Linked DNA regions of Homo sapiens: region 1 is linked to region 2. Evidence: read pairs that join two places in POLR2A ChIA-PET (ENCODE). Cell type or tissue: GM12878. All regions are shown on one strand. Links, peaks and the distances in the headings refer to the core of each region. The heading gives the core; the rest is flanking DNA. Region 1 holds the start of SLC15A3 (solute carrier family 15 member 3). Region 2 overlaps LOC105369325 (a long non-coding RNA gene).

Evidence for each region. ChIA-PET counts read pairs that join two places held together with the same protein. Peaks named below come from ENCODE experiments on the same cell type or tissue, not always from the same donor. Only the 100,000 strongest peaks of a DNase experiment are listed, where the experiment ranks them.
Region 1: POLR2A ChIA-PET joins it to region 2 with 14 read pairs; 6 of 35 experiments call an interaction of 5 or more read pairs at or near these places.

What each region holds. Positions count from the first base shown.
Region 1 is chr11:60,947,482-60,955,809 of GRCh38, reverse strand. SLC15A3 (solute carrier family 15 member 3) reads left to right here and starts at 3,634. Exons shown (of 8, transcript NM_016582.3): 1 at 3,634-4,816. The coding sequence starts at 4,259. RefSeq lists an enhancer at 3,322-3,461 and silencers at 3,642-3,871, 4,192-4,351. In GM12878, for the core only: no CTCF peak of the experiment used is centred there; DNase peaks (open chromatin) are centred at 1,191, 3,199 and 3,559; H3K4me3 peaks cover 5,246 bases; H3K27ac peaks cover 5,091 bases.
Region 2 is chr11:61,039,827-61,048,154 of GRCh38, reverse strand. All of the region lies in intron 1 of LOC105369325 (a long non-coding RNA gene), which reads left to right. Among named protein-coding and RNA genes, the nearest start is that of LINC02954, 11 kb to the left of the region's middle. In GM12878, for the core only: no CTCF peak of the experiment used is centred there; DNase peaks (open chromatin) are centred at 4,884 and 5,782; H3K4me3 peaks cover 1,779 bases; H3K27ac peaks cover 2,492 bases.

The DNA.
Region 1 (8,328 bases), core at 129-8,128, 92 kb after region 2:
GAGACTCGAGAAGCCACTTCACCTAACATCCTCATTGTGATCTCTCTAAGAAAGCTCGCTGATGACGCAGCCCCTGTGCTTCTCACACTCAACAGTAGCTGTGTTAGATGCACAGGTAAAAAGGCTCATTTTCACCAGCCTCCAACCAAGGCATCTGCAGGGACACTTCAGCATGTCACCGCACCAGACAGTGTTGCTGCCCTTGGCTCTCTGTGAGCATGCAGGCCCAGAGATGCCAGATCCTCTGCAATTTCAGGAGTAGCCAAAAGTCCGGATCTTCATGCTAATACTTCTGATTTTTTTTTTTTTTTTGAGATAGAGTTTCGCTCTTGTCGTCCAGGCTGGAGTGCAATGGTGCGATCTGGGCTCACTGCAACCTCCGCCTCCTGGGTTCAAGCGATTCTCTTGCCTTAGCCTCCTGAGTAGCTGGGATTACAGGCCTGTGCCACCACGCCCGGCTAATTTTGTGTTTTCAGTAGAGATGGGGTTTCTCCATGTTGGTCAGGCTGGTCTCGAATTCCCGACCTCAGGCGATCCACCCACCTCGGCCTCCGAAAGTGCTGGGATTACAGGCGTGAGCCACCGTGCCCGGCCAATACTTCTGAATTTTTAAGGAGATAACTAAAACTTCAAAAATGTTTTAAAATTAAAAAACAATATGGCCGGGCACGGTGGCTCATGCCTATAATCCCAGCACTCTGGGAGGCCGAGGTAGGTGGATCACTTGAGGTCAGGAGTTTGAGGCCAGCCTGGCCACCATGGCGAAACCCCTTCTCTACTAAAAATACAAAAATTAGCTGGGCACGGTGGCGGGCACCTGTAGTCCCAGCTACTCGGGAGGCTGAGGCACGAGAATCTCTTGAACCCAGGATTCGGAGGTTGCAGTGAGCCGAGGTCACCCCACTGCACTCCAGCCTCCAGCCTGGGTGACACAGTGAGACTCCATCTCAAAAAAAAATAAAAATAAAAAAATAAAAAGAGAAACAGTAACAGAAGCTACAACAAAAACTAAACACCATGTAACTAAACACTATCAGAGCCAAACCACATAGACCTGTGGGTCACGGCCATGGCCCACCAGCTCTGGGGCTCCTCAGTTCTAAGATTCTGCTCTCCAGCTCCCTCCCACTGGTCATCAGTGTTGTGACTCGTGCCCTGGGTGACAGTCATGTCCGCTTTTGGAACATTACTTCCCCTATCTGCAAGAGGCAAGTCACCCCTACCTTCTCCCCAGCTAAATGTGTCCCCAGGACTTTCCCCAGTGAACCAGCCCAGCACCTGGCCCCCTGGTACCTTGGAGATGGAGGCTGGGCAGTAAGAAAGACGCTGGGCTGGGTGCGGTAGCTCACACCTGTAATCCCAGCACTTTTGAAGGCCAAGGCAGATGGATTACCTGAGGTCAGGCATTTGAGACCAGCCTGGCTGACATGGTGAAACCCCATCTCCACTAAAAAACACAAAAATTAGCCGGGCGTGGTGGCACACGCCTGTAATCCCAGCTACTCAGGAGGCTGAGGCAGGAGAATTGCTTGAGCCTGGGAGGCAGAGGTTGCAGTGAGCCGAGATCGTGCCACTGCACTCCAGGCTGGCCAACAGAGTGTGACTCTGTCTCAAAAAAAAAAAAAAAAAAAAAAAAAAAGATGCTGCACTCCTCTTTTCTTTGCTACTTTCCTCTCCTGGGTTTTTCTCTGCAGGCCACACTGCTTTTAGAAGCCTTTCCCTTCATCTACCACCCGCTGAACATCACCGATGGCAGGCCAGCACTCTCTCAGCTCTCTGGGTAAGACTCAGCTCTCTGGGCTAAGTCTGAGCTCATCTGCCAGCCTAGTGATCTTGCCAAGAGAGGAAGGAGCTGGATCTGATGTGATCTGAACTTCGTCACCATACCGTCACAGCTGATGACCTAAGCTTCCTCCAAGTCGAGGGATGGTGCAGCTCCATTGAAGTCTCCTCTTCTCTCCTCCAGGCTCTGCCCACCTCACGAGAGCACATGGTCCTGACTGCAGTGACTGCAGGAAGACCTGGGATGGAGGGCTTTGCTTTCTCACCATCCTCTTGGCCTGGCTTCTCTAACATGTTAAAAACTTACAGTGGCCCACAACTGTAATCCCAGGACTTTGGGAGGCCGAAGCAGGTGGATCATGAGGTCAGGAGTTTGAGACTAGCCTGACCAACATGGTGAAATCCCATCTCTACTGAAAATACAAAAATTAGCCAGGCGTGATGGCACGCGCTTGTAATCCCAGCTACTCAGAAGGCTGAGGCAGGAGAATTGCTTGAACTCAGGAAGTGGAGGTTGCAGTGAGCCGAGATTGTGCCACTGCATGGCAGCCTGGGCGACAGAGTGAGACTTCGTCTCAAAACAAACATACAAACAAACAACAACAACAAAAAATCCCTCGCTTTTTTGCTGGTATCTATAGTGCTTTTTTTGCTGGTATCTATAGCTTTTGTGAGACTCAGTTTATTTAGCTTTAGCTTTCCTGATATTATTATTCTTACAAATTTTGCCTTGGGACACTCTTTCCATTCATTGATTCAGGCAATACTTATTGAGCACCTACTATTTGCCAAGCACTGGGAAGCCATTGAGAATAAAACAGTGAAGAGTTAGAAAAGGTCTCTGATCTGATGGAGGGCCTATTCTACTGGTGCTAACTGAACAAGTAATATGTGCTCTGAAGACATTAAAACAAGACAATGTGATGGGGGATGCTGAGAATCCAGTAGGAAACTACTTAGATGGGAAAATCAGGGAAGGTCCCTACAAAGGAGACATATATGCTGAAACCTCAATAAAGAGAAGCAGCCAGCCATGCAAGGATATGGAGGGAGAGCAGTTATGGCAGAGGGGTCAGCAAAGACAAAGGCCCTGAGGCAGGGAGGAGCTTAGCATGGAAGGGGAACCTGGGAGGCCGGCTGGCTGGACTTGAGTGAACATGGGGCTGAGATGAGATCAGAGGAGAGCAGAGGCCAGATCCCCCGGGCTCCTAGGTCAGGGTGGGGCTGGTGCTTAGGAGTTCTGAGGCTGACTCTGATTTAGTCTGAGGTCGGTGTCCCTCTCAATCCCGACTCACTTGTGGTCCTCTATGGCCCGCAGGCTTGTTGAAAGTGCCCCACTTCCTTCCTCACAGCAGCCTCTGTGCAATCCGAATTGCGCTGTGAATTTCCCTGCCACTCAGGAGCCCGGGGCAGGGCTTCACCCCTAGTTCAGTTACCAGGAACCAATCTTTCTCCACCTTCCTGCCCTAGCCCCACTGGGTCTGTCTCTGCATCTGTGAAATGGCTGAGTGTGACCAAATGATGCAGGTAGCCTTTCCACTTCTTTCTACCCGTGGCGCCTCGGGTGGAGGCGTGGAGTTTGATTGGAAGAGGGTAAAGCAAAAGTGGAATCCTGGCGAGAAATGAAACTGAAAGAAAAAATTCCTCCTGGAATTTTTTGGCTCTAAGGAGGCCAGCAGCGGGGGTTTGGGGTAGGAGGCAGAGGTAGAGAAGGAGGGAGGTTTTTAGAAAGCTGACCGGGCAGGAGCCCTGTGACCCAGGCTTTCACTTCTCCTAAACACCCAGTAGCGCCATGTGATGCAGGCAGGGGACTGCGGATAGGGCCTGTGAAAGGGGAAGCGAGGGGAGCCCAGAGTTTCTCAAGAAGCCGAGAGAGGGACAGAGGCTGAGCCTGGGGGGAGGGCTGCAGGGGACTGAGAGGGGAGTGTAGGCAGTGGGGGTGAGGGGGACAGGGAGGAGGTGGAGAAGACGGCAAGGGGCAGCAGGGTGACTGGGGCAGAGGGAGCCCCCACCCCACGCCCAGGGCAGGCCAGGAGTCATAAGGAGAGGGGACAACAGGAAGGGGCGACAAACGGGGAGGGGAAAGGGAGGCGGAGGGGCAGCGAAGTGAAGCAGGGAGGGTCGCAGTGTGAACAAGAGTGCGAGGAAGGGTCAAGGTGGAGGGAGGAGAGGGGAGAGTTAGGGAGAAACAGCTGCAGGAGAGGCGCGGGGAGGAAGCCTTAGGGGTGGGGGAAGGGAGAGGGGAGTTGAGAATTAGGGAGGAGGTGGTAGAGTCCGGGTAGTGAGCGGAGGGACAGGAAGGGTAGGGCAAGAAAGGGAGAGGGGACAGGAGGGAAGGGTGGGCCAAAGCGGTGAGAAAGGAGGGCCAGCCAGTTGGGTGGGGGAGAGGGCCGAGGCCCGGGGGCAGGAGTGCAGGGCTCTGAGGCGGGGAGAGGAGAGGAGAGAAGAGCCGCGGGGGGCCCAGCCCGGAGCCAGGATGCCCGCGCCGCGCGCCCGGGAGCAGCCCCGCGTGCCCGGGGAGCGCCAGCCGCTGCTGCCTCGCGGTGCGCGGGGCCCTCGACGGTGGCGGCGGGCGGCGGGCGCGGCCGTGCTGCTGGTGGAGATGCTGGAGCGCGCCGCCTTCTTCGGCGTCACCGCCAACCTCGTGCTGTACCTCAACAGCACCAACTTCAACTGGACCGGCGAGCAGGCGACGCGCGCCGCGCTGGTATTCCTGGGCGCCTCCTACCTGCTGGCGCCCGTGGGCGGCTGGCTGGCCGACGTGTACCTGGGCCGCTACCGCGCGGTCGCGCTCAGCCTGCTGCTCTACCTGGCCGCCTCGGGCCTGCTGCCCGCCACCGCCTTCCCCGACGGCCGCAGCTCCTTCTGCGGAGAGATGCCCGCGTCGCCGCTGGGACCTGCCTGCCCCTCGGCCGGCTGCCCGCGCTCCTCGCCCAGCCCCTACTGCGCGCCCGTCCTCTACGCGGGCCTGCTGCTACTCGGCCTGGCCGCCAGCTCCGTCCGGAGCAACCTCACCTCCTTCGGTGCCGACCAGGTGAGTGGCAGGAGGCCTGCCCCGGCATACTCCGGCGGGTGTGGAGGGAAGGAGGGCTGGCCCCCAGCGTGACCTGGGACAAACCAGGTCCCCTGCCTGCACTAGTTTCCTGATTTGAAAGAAGAGGGGGGCTAGCCCTTGCAAAACCGATGGCAACCGCAGTGGGAATAACCATGGTTGTTTTTTTGTTTGTTTTATTTTTTGAGACGGAGTTTCACTCTGTCGCCCAGGCTGCAGTGCAATGGCGCGATCTCAGCGCACTGCAACCTCAGCCTCCCGGGTTCAAGCGATTATCCCTCCTTAGCCTCCAGAGTAGCTGGGATTACAGGGGCCTGCCACCACGCCCAACTAATTTTTGTAATTTTTTTTTTTTTTTAAGTAGAGGTGGGGTTTCACCATGTTGGTCTTGAACTCCTGACCTCAGGTGATCCACCTGCCTAGGCCTCCCAAAGTGCTGGGATTACAGGCATGAGCCACCACGCCAGGCAGGTTGGTCTTTTTTGAGCTACTTGCAGGCCCTATGCTAAGCACTTTCACTGTTTAACTGATTTAATACTCTTCACCACCCAGGAAGTAGGAATTATTATGCCCATTTTACAGAGAAAGACACTGAGAGGTTTCATGGCATTAATCAACTTGCCCAAGGTGACATGGAGGGTCGAGGAGCCGAGTAAAGGCAGCTGGACTCCAGGTCCCACCATGAACCTCCTCTCTGTGTGTTATGGGGATGTGCGGGCAGGGCAGGAGCAAGCCAGCTTCTTCCTACCAGCAGTGCTAGAGGCTGTCAGGCCGACTTGCTCAGATCCCAGCTCTGCCTTTCACTAGCTGGAGCCACATGGGCAAGAACTCATTTATATCCTGAATGGGCTGCCTGGTCTTCTCCCTTAGCTCAACCTCTGAGCCTTTCTCCGTTCCCCCTTGAACAGAGCATGGCACGTAGAAGAAATTTAATAAGTATTTGCTAAATGAATGAGTAAATGCCCAACAACACGGCTATATTTTGATAGCTGTTCCCAGTGGGATATTAGACAATAATTTAGACTAAAATGTAATATTATTAAAATAACCACATATGGTGTAAATGAGCAAAAGCAGGAGGCAGGACTGCATACAGATAGGACTGCAGCCATGTGGAAAGACGAGGTGTCAACGAAAGGAAACTGGAAAAAGATTGTCACAGTGGTATGATCAGGCCACTGGACTAATTGCACTTTCTTCTTGTCTCAGTTTATCAAATGTTCTTTGATTGCACATATTATACTCATAAAGGGGACATTTTTCAAAAGGATCGTTTCATCCAATTGGCACCCACAATTCAGCACCTAGCAGTTTCCAGTGTCCTTGACAAGGAGTCACTTGTCCAGCTTGTTTAGGATCCTTTGATGATGACTTCATGCCCCCAGGCCAGCCCTGGCCATCTCTTTTCTTTCTTTCTTTCTTTCTTTCTTTCTTTCTTTCTTTCTTTCTTTCTTTCTTTCTTTCTTTCTTTCCTTCTTTCTTTCTTTCTTCCTTTCTTTCTCTTTCTCTCTCTCTCTTTCTTTCTCTTTCTTTCTTTCTTTCTTTCTTTCCTTCTTTCTTTCTTTCTTCCTTTCTTTCTCTTTCTCTCTCTCTCTTTCTTTCTCTTTCTTTCCTTCTTTCCTTTCTTTCTTCCTTTCTTTTGACGGAGTCTCGCTCTGTTGCCTACGCTGGAGTGCAGAGGTGCGATCTCAGATCACTGCAACCTCCACCTCCCGGGCTCAAGCAATTCTCCCTGCCTCAGCCTCCCAAGTAGCTGGGATTATAGGTGCCCGCTACCACGCTGGCTAGTTTTTGTATTTTTTTAGGAGAGATGTGGTTTCGCCATGTTGGCCAGGCTGGTCTTGACTCCTGACCTCAGGTGATCCACCTGCCTCAGCCTCCCAAAGTGCTGGGATTACAGGCGTGAGCCACTGCGACCGGCCAGCCCTGACCGTTTCTTACTTCTTGTTGACATTCTTTCTGACCTAGAGACCCCCAATATTTGTCAATGGGAATCTCTCATCTTCCTTTAATCCTATTATTTCATTGACATCCCACTAGCACCCCCAACCCAGTACCCTTAACCTGTGTCATTGACCCTATTGACCTCCAGAGAGCCTCACCCATCTAGTACCCCCTGTGGCAAAACTGATCTTCTGGAGGCCAGGCCACTGAGCAGAGCCTCCCGTGGCATCAACAGGGCCAGAAGCTCCTGTACGTTCTCCCCTTGGCTGGGCACGAACTTTGGGTGGAGCAAAGGCAGGCCACAAGGCCTCATGAAGTCGGGACCTGATCCCTAGGACAGTGCAGAAACACCAAAATGATTTGAGGCAGGAATGGACATCACTGGATTTGAGCTCTTCAAAAATGGCTCCGGCTGCAGTGTAGATAGCATATGGGTTAACAAGAGTGGGTACTTCACAACAGGCAGGAAGCGGCTGCAGAATTCAGGGGGGCAGTCAGATGGGGATGTGGGGGTGGGTGGGACTGGCACCATCTGGCAACAGCTATACCCCAGGAGCTGCGTGTTTCACATACTTGCTGATTTCAGAAAGGGCCATCCATCACTCTCGACAAAGCATCTGCTCATTCTAAAAGAACTCATTTATATCCTGAATGGGCTGCCTGGTCTTCCCCCTTAGAGTTACAATAGTCACATTCATTTACTTCCAATTAATAAATGGAAGTGGCTGCTTCTAATGGGACCTATTCAATTTTCTGCTTGAAAGTCTAGAGCGAGAATTATCAGTGAGCTGGTATGCCCCTCCCTCCCCACTTCCAGGAGGACCCCGCAGAATCTCCAATGGAATGCGGGTTTAAGTGCATCTGTGTGGACTATAATTTTACATTTGAAAAAGGAAAAATAAATACTTGTCTTTTCCCCAATGCAACTACAGAAAGTAAAGTTTGACAAAATCGCCCTAGCTAGTGGAAATATAAATCTCTACTTGAAAGGCAGTAATGGATCCTGAGATTTGCAGGGGCATGGAAAGGGTGACTGGTTTAGCAATGTAGAGAAGTATTTATTCTCTCCATTGAAATGGCCCCTAGTCCTCACTGCTTTTTTTTTAAATGCAGATGCCCAGGTCCTGCCCCAGACCTGCTGAGTCAGAATCTGGGACCTGGGCCTGGGAGATTTGGAAGCAGCTAGTGCAGCTGACTGGAGCCAACAGACCAGAAGGGGCCTGGGGCCTGGCTGTTGCTGATTGATCCAAATTCTGGGTAAAGATTTTCAGCCCATCTGCCCTTGCTGGGAGGCCTGAAAAAAAACGTTTTTTTCACCAGGCCAGAACTCACTCTTGGGGCTGTGCCTGGGACCACCTCTGCTGTATATCAGAGGGACAAAAGTGGGGTGAAAGGATGGGTCACAGTAGGCTTCTCTGCTTGCCTCTCCGAACTGCAGAGGAAATTCTCGCTCAGACTTCTGTTCTTTCGGTAACATGCATACAACATTTTTAATAATGTGCAATAAAACTGAGATCTTATTGGCTTTTTTCTGATTATAAAAGTAATGA
Region 2 (8,328 bases), core at 179-8,178:
GTGACACCCCTCTTCAGGTGGCCCAATCATCAAAGGTGGGGGAAAGGGCTGGGAGCTAGGGGGCCAGTCTTTTGTCCTGTCTCTGACTTGTAACATTTATTTCCCTTCCCATTCACCATAAGTATGAGGCAACAGTACACAAAACGGAGCAGGATGAAAAATAACCCAGAGAACTCTGTGTGATAGGAAAGCACGGGTGAAAAGATGAATTGATGAGAAAGTTATCCACATGATGCATCATATCAAAAGGTCTGTTCATGTTGTAGGTGGTGGGACACTGGTTTGATTCTGAGCTTCCTGGTGGCCAAGGCAAAGAGGCAAACCCAGAGGCTTGAGGACCCTCTCTACTGTCTCAAAAGACATTCTCGTCATCTTTATGAGCAACAAACAGCAAGTTTCATCATGCTGTTTCCCACAAAATCCCTCAATTCCTGAAGGTCTGCCCCAAAGCACAAGTCAGTAAAAGCAGCTCTTCAGGGCCAAAGCAAGTGAATGCTTGTGAATGATACAAGCTGCTAGGTGCGATTACTGTTGTAGCGGGGATTTATGCATCAGAGGACTGGCTTTTCTAAACCTGGTTTCTAGAGTCAGAGGCACTTTTTAAAGCTGGAATTCTCAACAAGGGTTTTTCCTAACTGCCTTCAGAAACTGGCCAGTCTTCAGAAATGAAGTGATGTGCAAAAGTGAAGTGTGCCTGGCACATAGTAGGTGCCCAGTTAAGGTTTGTTGTTACTGTGGTTGGATAAAGCCAGTCTGCCTGGTTGAATCTCACTCTCATGCTTGCTATGCAACATCAAAAGCTCTTTTCTGGGAAGAGGCCCATTAGGAGCATTTGTCAGGGGTGTGATGCTGATAGCAGGTGGATTATTGAGAGATTTGCTGCAGAGCAAACACCGAGCTCAAGGCATCCTAATATGTATGTATGTTTGAGGTTCAAGGAAAAGTGCAGGTAAAGAAAATGGGCAGAACTCTGAGAGCAGTCTGTAGAAAAAGAGAACTCGACCACTGGGAGAAAGGCAGATGGCTGCACAGTTGTGCTTCTTTGAATGCTACTGGCCTGACTGAAGACAGAGCTGCATTCCAGCATGATTGTAGCCCAAGTTGGCATCAGAAGCCACCTTCCAGTCACCCTGCAGATCGGGAAATATGTACTGTTGAAGTCTGGTGGTAATTTGAGGGCTTCCACAGTATCATTTTAGAGAGGATCCCTATTCTTAGCTGTGCAGATTGCTCTAAATTACATTGAGCACTTCATATTCTTGAGAAACCAGCTGCCACTGCAGGAAATCAGAGAATACTACAGCTGGAGGCACCTCAGGAATCGCCATGTCCTTGTCTTACAAGGGACGAAACTGATGCCCTGACCTGAATAGTGAATTCACAGTAGAATATTAACACTACAGCAGAGGCTGACTCCCGCAGTCCATATCATTTATTGGTATGTTAATGATTAAGTGAAATATTGCAAACAACTTCAAGGTGCATCAATAGAGCATTGGTTAAATAAATAATGGTACGTCCATAAGACAAGATGTATGGGTGGAAATATTTTCACATGGACCATTAAGAAAGAATGAGGTTGATGGACTTTTATTGCTGTGGAAGGATGTCCATGACATATTGATGAGGAAAAGAAGCAATTTGCAAATAACATGCATGTGTCTCTGTATGTGTGTCTACATATAGGTATGTGTATGTATAGAGGTGGTTATCTCCAGGTGGTAGGATTCCAGATTATTTTTACCTTCTTTAGAGATTTTGTGCAGTGTTTAGCCTTTTTTTTTCTTGTTTCCTTTCTATGAGTGTGGATTTGTTATAATAAAAAGTTACATTAATGTTTTTTTTTTTTGAGACGGAGTCTCACTCAGTCGCCCAGGCTGGAGTGCAGTGGTGCCATCTCGGCTCACTGCAAGCTCCGCCTCCCAGGTTCACACCATTCTCCCGCCTCAGGCTCCCGAGTAGCTGGGACTACAGGCGCCCACCACCACGCCCGGGCAATTTTTTTTTTGTATTTTTAGTAGAGACGGGGTTTCACCGTTTTAGCCAGGATGGTCTTGATCTCCTGACCTCATGATCCGCCTGCCTCGGCCTCCCAAAGTGCTGGGATTACAGGCGTGAGCCACCGCACCTGGCCTATATTAATTTTTAAACATGTTAATTGCTCATTTAAAATAGGTTTCAAAAAAATTATCAAGGAAATACATGTTTATGGCACAAAACTTGGAAAACTATTTTAAAAACTAGAAAGAGAAAAAAGAATCCCATCCAAATCTACCATTCAGAGCATCGTGGGCAGCCCTCCTAGGCTTGTTTGCTGTACATCTTGCTGGGATTTTGTAAGAAGAATCCCTTCTGAAAACTGCATGAAATTCTCTTAGATCTAGATACCGGCATTTACCAGATGGGTTTCCTAGATGTTAGACATCTCATTCTAGTTTTTCCTTATATAGTAGAGGACATCTTTGTGCGTATATGTTTGTCTACACTGTTTTCTTGGCAGTTTCTAAATGTGGGTCTCCTGGTCAAAAGCGCAGGCATTGTTAAAGCCCTCGGTACGCATTTTCCAGTTGCTTTTAAAAGCTGTCTCTCAATTTACATTCCAACCTGAAGCACAAGGGAGTGCCTATTTGACCCCGATCTCATGGACGTGATGACTGTCTTTTAAAAATACTTACTAATTAATGAATCATCTTTGAGCACGCCTGGCAACCTGGAGGCTGGTGCAGAGCTCTGGGGTGCTGTGGGCATCATATCATATTGGCTTCCTGACCTTGGCATCCCTTCCAGCTGACTCCAATAAAGATCCCAGGGGAATGAGGGACAGAGGCCCCAAGTATCGTAACTTATAGGTTGAAGGCAGTTCTCCCTAAACCCAAATGGTATTTGTATGTGTGTAGTGGGGGGATTTAAGTAATTTTAAAGTTTACCTAAAGGATAAGCTGGAGACAATTACTGAGAATTTTTTGAAAAATGGGAGTGATGAAACAGAGTTTGCCCTTGCAGATAATAAGATTTAAGTATTTTATAAAAATAGAAAGAGAAGATAATATAGGCCAAAGCTTATCTGATTTAAGAATGAGGGAAAGACTTACCAGACATAGACTATAAAGGAGCTACAGAAGAAAAATAGAAATAGCATTTTGAATTCTATTTTAAATTAAAAAAAAGCGTGAGCAAAATTTGAAGCTATTTGTTTGCTAAGAACACATATTTGCAACATATAGAAAAAATGATTACTATCCCTTGTATATATTCCTTCATTTAACATTTCTTAAGTGCTTATAATGGTTGATGCACTGTTATAAATGCTGGGAATTCAAAAAATATATTAAATACTTTTATATTTCCATAAGAAAGAGATTGAACCTAATGAAAAAATAGATTAAAGTGTAAGCAATTTACAAAAGGAAAGGTAGAAATGGCCAATAAGCATATGAAAAAAATGCTAAGCTCCGTAATAATCATGAGCGTGTCAATTAGTTCAACAATGAGACATGATTATTCACTCTAAAAGTTAAAAAATTTTAGAACGATTGAACTGAATTTTGACCAGTTGAAGGGTAAACTGGTTAAAACGTTTTGGACACAATTTGATAACAGTTGTTTAAGATTATTAATATGATATATAATTTGATCTAGAAATTCTAGGACTCTATCCTATGCATTGAATTAGAGATGTGGCCAAATTTTATGACAAAAAGTGCTTATCACAGTATTACTACACACACATACACACACACACAAATAGACTCGACCAAGAGCTTTAACATTTGAGTAATAGTTTAATAAATTAAGGCACACTTATACAATGGAATAGTATGTAGATATTCAAAACTTTTTTCTAAGAATATTTAATGCCTGTTACTAGTTAAAAATATGATATGAAATGATATAAATTTTAAAATATATGTGTTCAAAAACATATCTTTTATACATGTTTTTATAACGCAATGTTATATAAAATGTTTTATAATGCAATGCTCATACACATATATACATATAAAGGACCGAACCCGTGTAAAAAATGTCTGGAAGGATGCAGAGCAGATTGTTAACTTTGGGTAGGAGGCTCTTATTTCAATTTTTAATTTTAAATTATTAATATTTTGTTTTTAAAATTTTGCTATGAGGGAGTACTGCTTTTGTAAATAAGGAGATATTTTAGGAAGTTAGTGTGAGATAAAAAATATGATTAATATTAAATATACACAAGCACCTAGCAAAACACACAGGAGAAAATAGCATTATGATGAATAGGAACTATATTTTTATTCTTATTTGTATTTTCTAAATCTTCTACAACAAATAAATGTAGCTTTTATAGCTGGCAAGTAAACCACAGCTATCATTATAACATGCGTAACATATTGAGATGACCCTTCTGATCGTTTTTCCAGGCTCAGGGTGGCCCAAAATTCAGGAAACATAGGATACACTTATTTTAAAACATTATATTTGTTATACCTCCAAATTCTGGGCTCAATATGTTTTTCTTTAACTGCTAGACACTTTTTCAGGCGTAGTACCTCTACATTTGAAGCAATGGGTCCAATTGTTAACCTGAACAAAGTACAATAAATAATCACTATTTAACCCTTGTTTCCCGAATTTCTGGATACTCTGAAATGTGTTTGTTGCACTGGGAGTTGCAGAAAAACATATTGCAATAGTATTCAAAAATGTCTTGTGCTGTTTATCTAAACATGGTCCAAACATTTTGGAAAATAGTTTGGCAGTTTCTTAGGCAATTAAACATACACCTACCGTACAACACGATAATTGCCCTCCTAGGTATTTGCCCAAGAGAAGTGAAAGCATATGTTGCTACGCAGCTTGTACACAAAAGCTCACGTCAGCACTGCTCGTTAACAGCCCCAAACTGGAAACCACCCTGATGTCCACTAATGGAGAAAGAGATGAATGGCGATATATGTACATCTACATGTGTATCCGCATTTCTCTGCAATACAAAAGGAGCAAACCACTGCTAACACAGTGTGGACTCCCAGACCATGACTGTGAGGGAAGAAGGCGGAAACGAGTGTGCAGCGTGCAATTTCATTTTTATCGTATTCTGGAAATGACAACGGTAAGCTATAGGGACAGTGTCAGTGACAGTGGTTGTGTGGGGTTGGGGCAGGGAGTGTGGTCGCACAGGGCGGGAGGCACTTGATGGGGTGAGGAGAGGTTCTATATCTTAATTTAAGTCGTTGCATGGGTATTTGTCAAAACTCATCCAACTGTCCACTTAAAATGGGTGTATTTTATTGTACGTACATTATCTCTCATCAAAGTTGATTTTTTTTTAAGCGAGCTTATTCCATGCAGGGCCAGCTACAGAATTACAAAGTAAGATGGTGGCAGCAGAGTGTTAAACCAAGCTTGGGGCCCTGCACGTGAAGCTGGCCCTGATACTGTTTCCTGACTTTTCTGATACCAGGGGTGTGTGTGTGTGTGTGTGTGTGTGTGTGTGTGAGAGAGAGAGAGAGTACTTTACATAAATGGTATCTTACTATCAATGCAGTTTTTAAATTTATTTTTTAACTCAATAATAATGGGCTGGGGTCGCCTCTCCAAGCCAATAAATTGAGCTCTGCGTCATTCTCTGCAGAGCATCCCGCTGTGGGTGTGTCTAACCGACGAACCCATCTCCCTTTGATAGCCTTTGAGGATGTTTTCCATTTCTCACACTCAGCATCACTCAGCCCCATGCAGTGCAGAGCTCTCTCTGTACAGCAGCCGTTTCTGAGCCCTCTGGCAGCAGCCTGGGCCCCTCCTCCCCAGGCGTGGTCTCCGGGTGCTGCTCGGAGGTTGTTTGCCTTGAGCATTTCCCTTCCCGCCTTCTCTTTGTCTTGAGCTTTAAATAGAATGGTTAGAGCTCTAGAATGATCGACTTTCTTAGCTCAGAGGCTGCTGCCACCACACCCTATCCAGGGCCCCTGGAGCCTGAGCCCTGGCACCTGAATTATGCCCTGTCACTCCAGAGGCCTGGAAGGAGTTGCAGGAGGCACAGCCAGGGCTCCTTAGGGGCCAAGAATCCATGCCCCCAGCATTGTCATCCAACGTTCCCCGCATTCCCCTCAGCCCTGCCATGCCCTGTGAAGGGCTCTAAGCCTTGGGATTTCCAGAATCTACCACAAGACAGCTTTATATCTCCATAGCAAGGGGCACTTCTCTGTTTCAAAAGAGCCTCAACCTGTATTTTCACCATATACAGCTTCACGTTGACTTCCCACGCCCAGAACTATTTTTGGGCTGCTGGCTCTTAGGGTCTGCCCACACGAACTGATCGGTGCTGTCAGGGGACTTGGGGTCACCCTCTGCTGGCCACGTGTCAGGCCACGCAGTGTTTATAGCCCTCAGGGCTGTTTGAAGTGGGAGAGGGACAGTGGCTTCTGACTAGCTTCCGTGGCCTTGGGAAAGTCTGCTGCCCTGTCCCCTTCCACTTTTGCTATATAATGTGATCTGTGTCTTAGGTGGGCCTTATGGAGAAAACTTAACAGTCCAAAATGTCAAGGTCTTGTTTCTTTTTCTTTTTCAAAAAAAATTTTATTTTGTTTTATTTTTGAGACAGAGTCTTACTCTGTTGCCAAAGCTGGAGTGCAGTGGCACGATCTCAGCTCACTGCAACCTCCACCTCCCAGGTTCAAGTGATTCTCCTGCCTCAGCCTCTTGACTAGCTGGGACTACAGGCACCCATCACCACGCTGGGCTAATTTTTATATTTCTGGTAGAGACAGGGTTTCATCATGTTGGCCAGGCTGGTCTCGAACTCCTGGCCTCAAGTGACCAGCCCGCCTCAGCCTCCCAAAGTGCTGGGATTACAGACGTGAGCCACTGGGCCCAGCCAAGGTCTTATTCCTTTTCTTCCACAACAGGAGGCACTTTCCTCAATTTAGAAGGAATTTAGTCTGTCCTGCCAGGGCATCTGACCTGGGCTCCCCACAGCACCAGCAAATAAATCCTCAGTGAAGAGTGCACTGAGGAAGGGGAGAGGCTCCGGTGGGAGGCGGCTCTCGTGGGAGCAGTGGCAGCTTCTGTTTTATCTTGTCTGGATGGGCAGCTCTGTGTCCTCTTGGTCTGGTGGCCTCTGTGATCAGTGTAGCAATCACCATGAGAAAGGATCCTCCAGCCCCATCTGGATTGAAGGTCCCACTGTAATTGATCATCGATCTGCCAGGGAGAGGATATTACCTGATCAAAGATAAACAAAATCAGCCCTTGTTAAAGGTGGTAAACACAGATCTATTCAGCGATAGCTTCTATAGTAGGGAAGAGGCTCTAGTGTAAGCTGAGCTCAACTTTGATTTGTGCAGAGGTAACTGGGTGATTTGTTTTTCCTTTTGGTTTTTGAGACAGGGTCTTGCTCTCTCACCCAGGCTGGAGTGCAGTGGTGCAATCACAGCTCACTGCAGCCTCAACCTCCTAGGGCTAAACAGTCCTCTTGCCTCAGCCTCCCAAGTAGCTGGGACCGTAGGTGCACACCACCACACCTAGCTAATTAAAAAAAAATTGTCGAGATGGAAGTCTCCCTGTGTTGCCAGGTTGGTCTTGAACTCCTGAGCTCAAGGGATCCTCCCACCTTGGCCTCCCAAAGTGCCGGGATTATAGGTGTGAGCCACCGCACCTGTCTTGGGTGCCTCTGACTGGGTTCCCTCGGTGCCCTCTGTTTTTAAGGGAGAATGAGGGAGTAGAGAGGAGTGAACCGGGGCTCAAACAATCAGAGAAGTGAAAAATTAGCGTGATGAGGCCAGCTGTGTAGATTAACTGGCCTTTATCAAAGTTAGGCTCCTGCCCTCCCTCAGAGGCTGGGACAGGCCCTATCCTTGCTGATGATATCATTTCAAAGAAATGGTTCTCAAGTCTTGAGAAAGACACTTCTGGGCTGTAGGAGGCACACATAGGACCCAAATGGAGAGAGAAAGGATGTACAACTGGAAGTTTTTAAATAAATGTCTATCCTCACGTGTTGGCTGGAACAAATGGTGAATTCTTTTGGCAGCCCTGAGCTTTTCCACACAGGAGTGCAAAGCGGCGGTGGGTTGTCCCAGGGGTGTGGCCTGAGGCTGCCAGAAGCTTTGCTAGAGCTTGGTTGAGTGTCGTAGGGCAGGGTTCGGATGGAGTTGTTCTTGCAGAGAGCTTTTGCAATTTCCAACACAGAGTATCTGTCTTTCTTCAGCTCTGTTCTAGGCTGGTGATCTTCAGATAGAAAAGGGTATGGGTAGTCTTAAGGGGAGTGGATTTCCAAGTCAGCTTCCTCCTGGACTTCCTTCCTCCTCACCAATGCGTCCCATCAGTTTGTCTGTCCCAGCTGCCTTTCTTAATTGC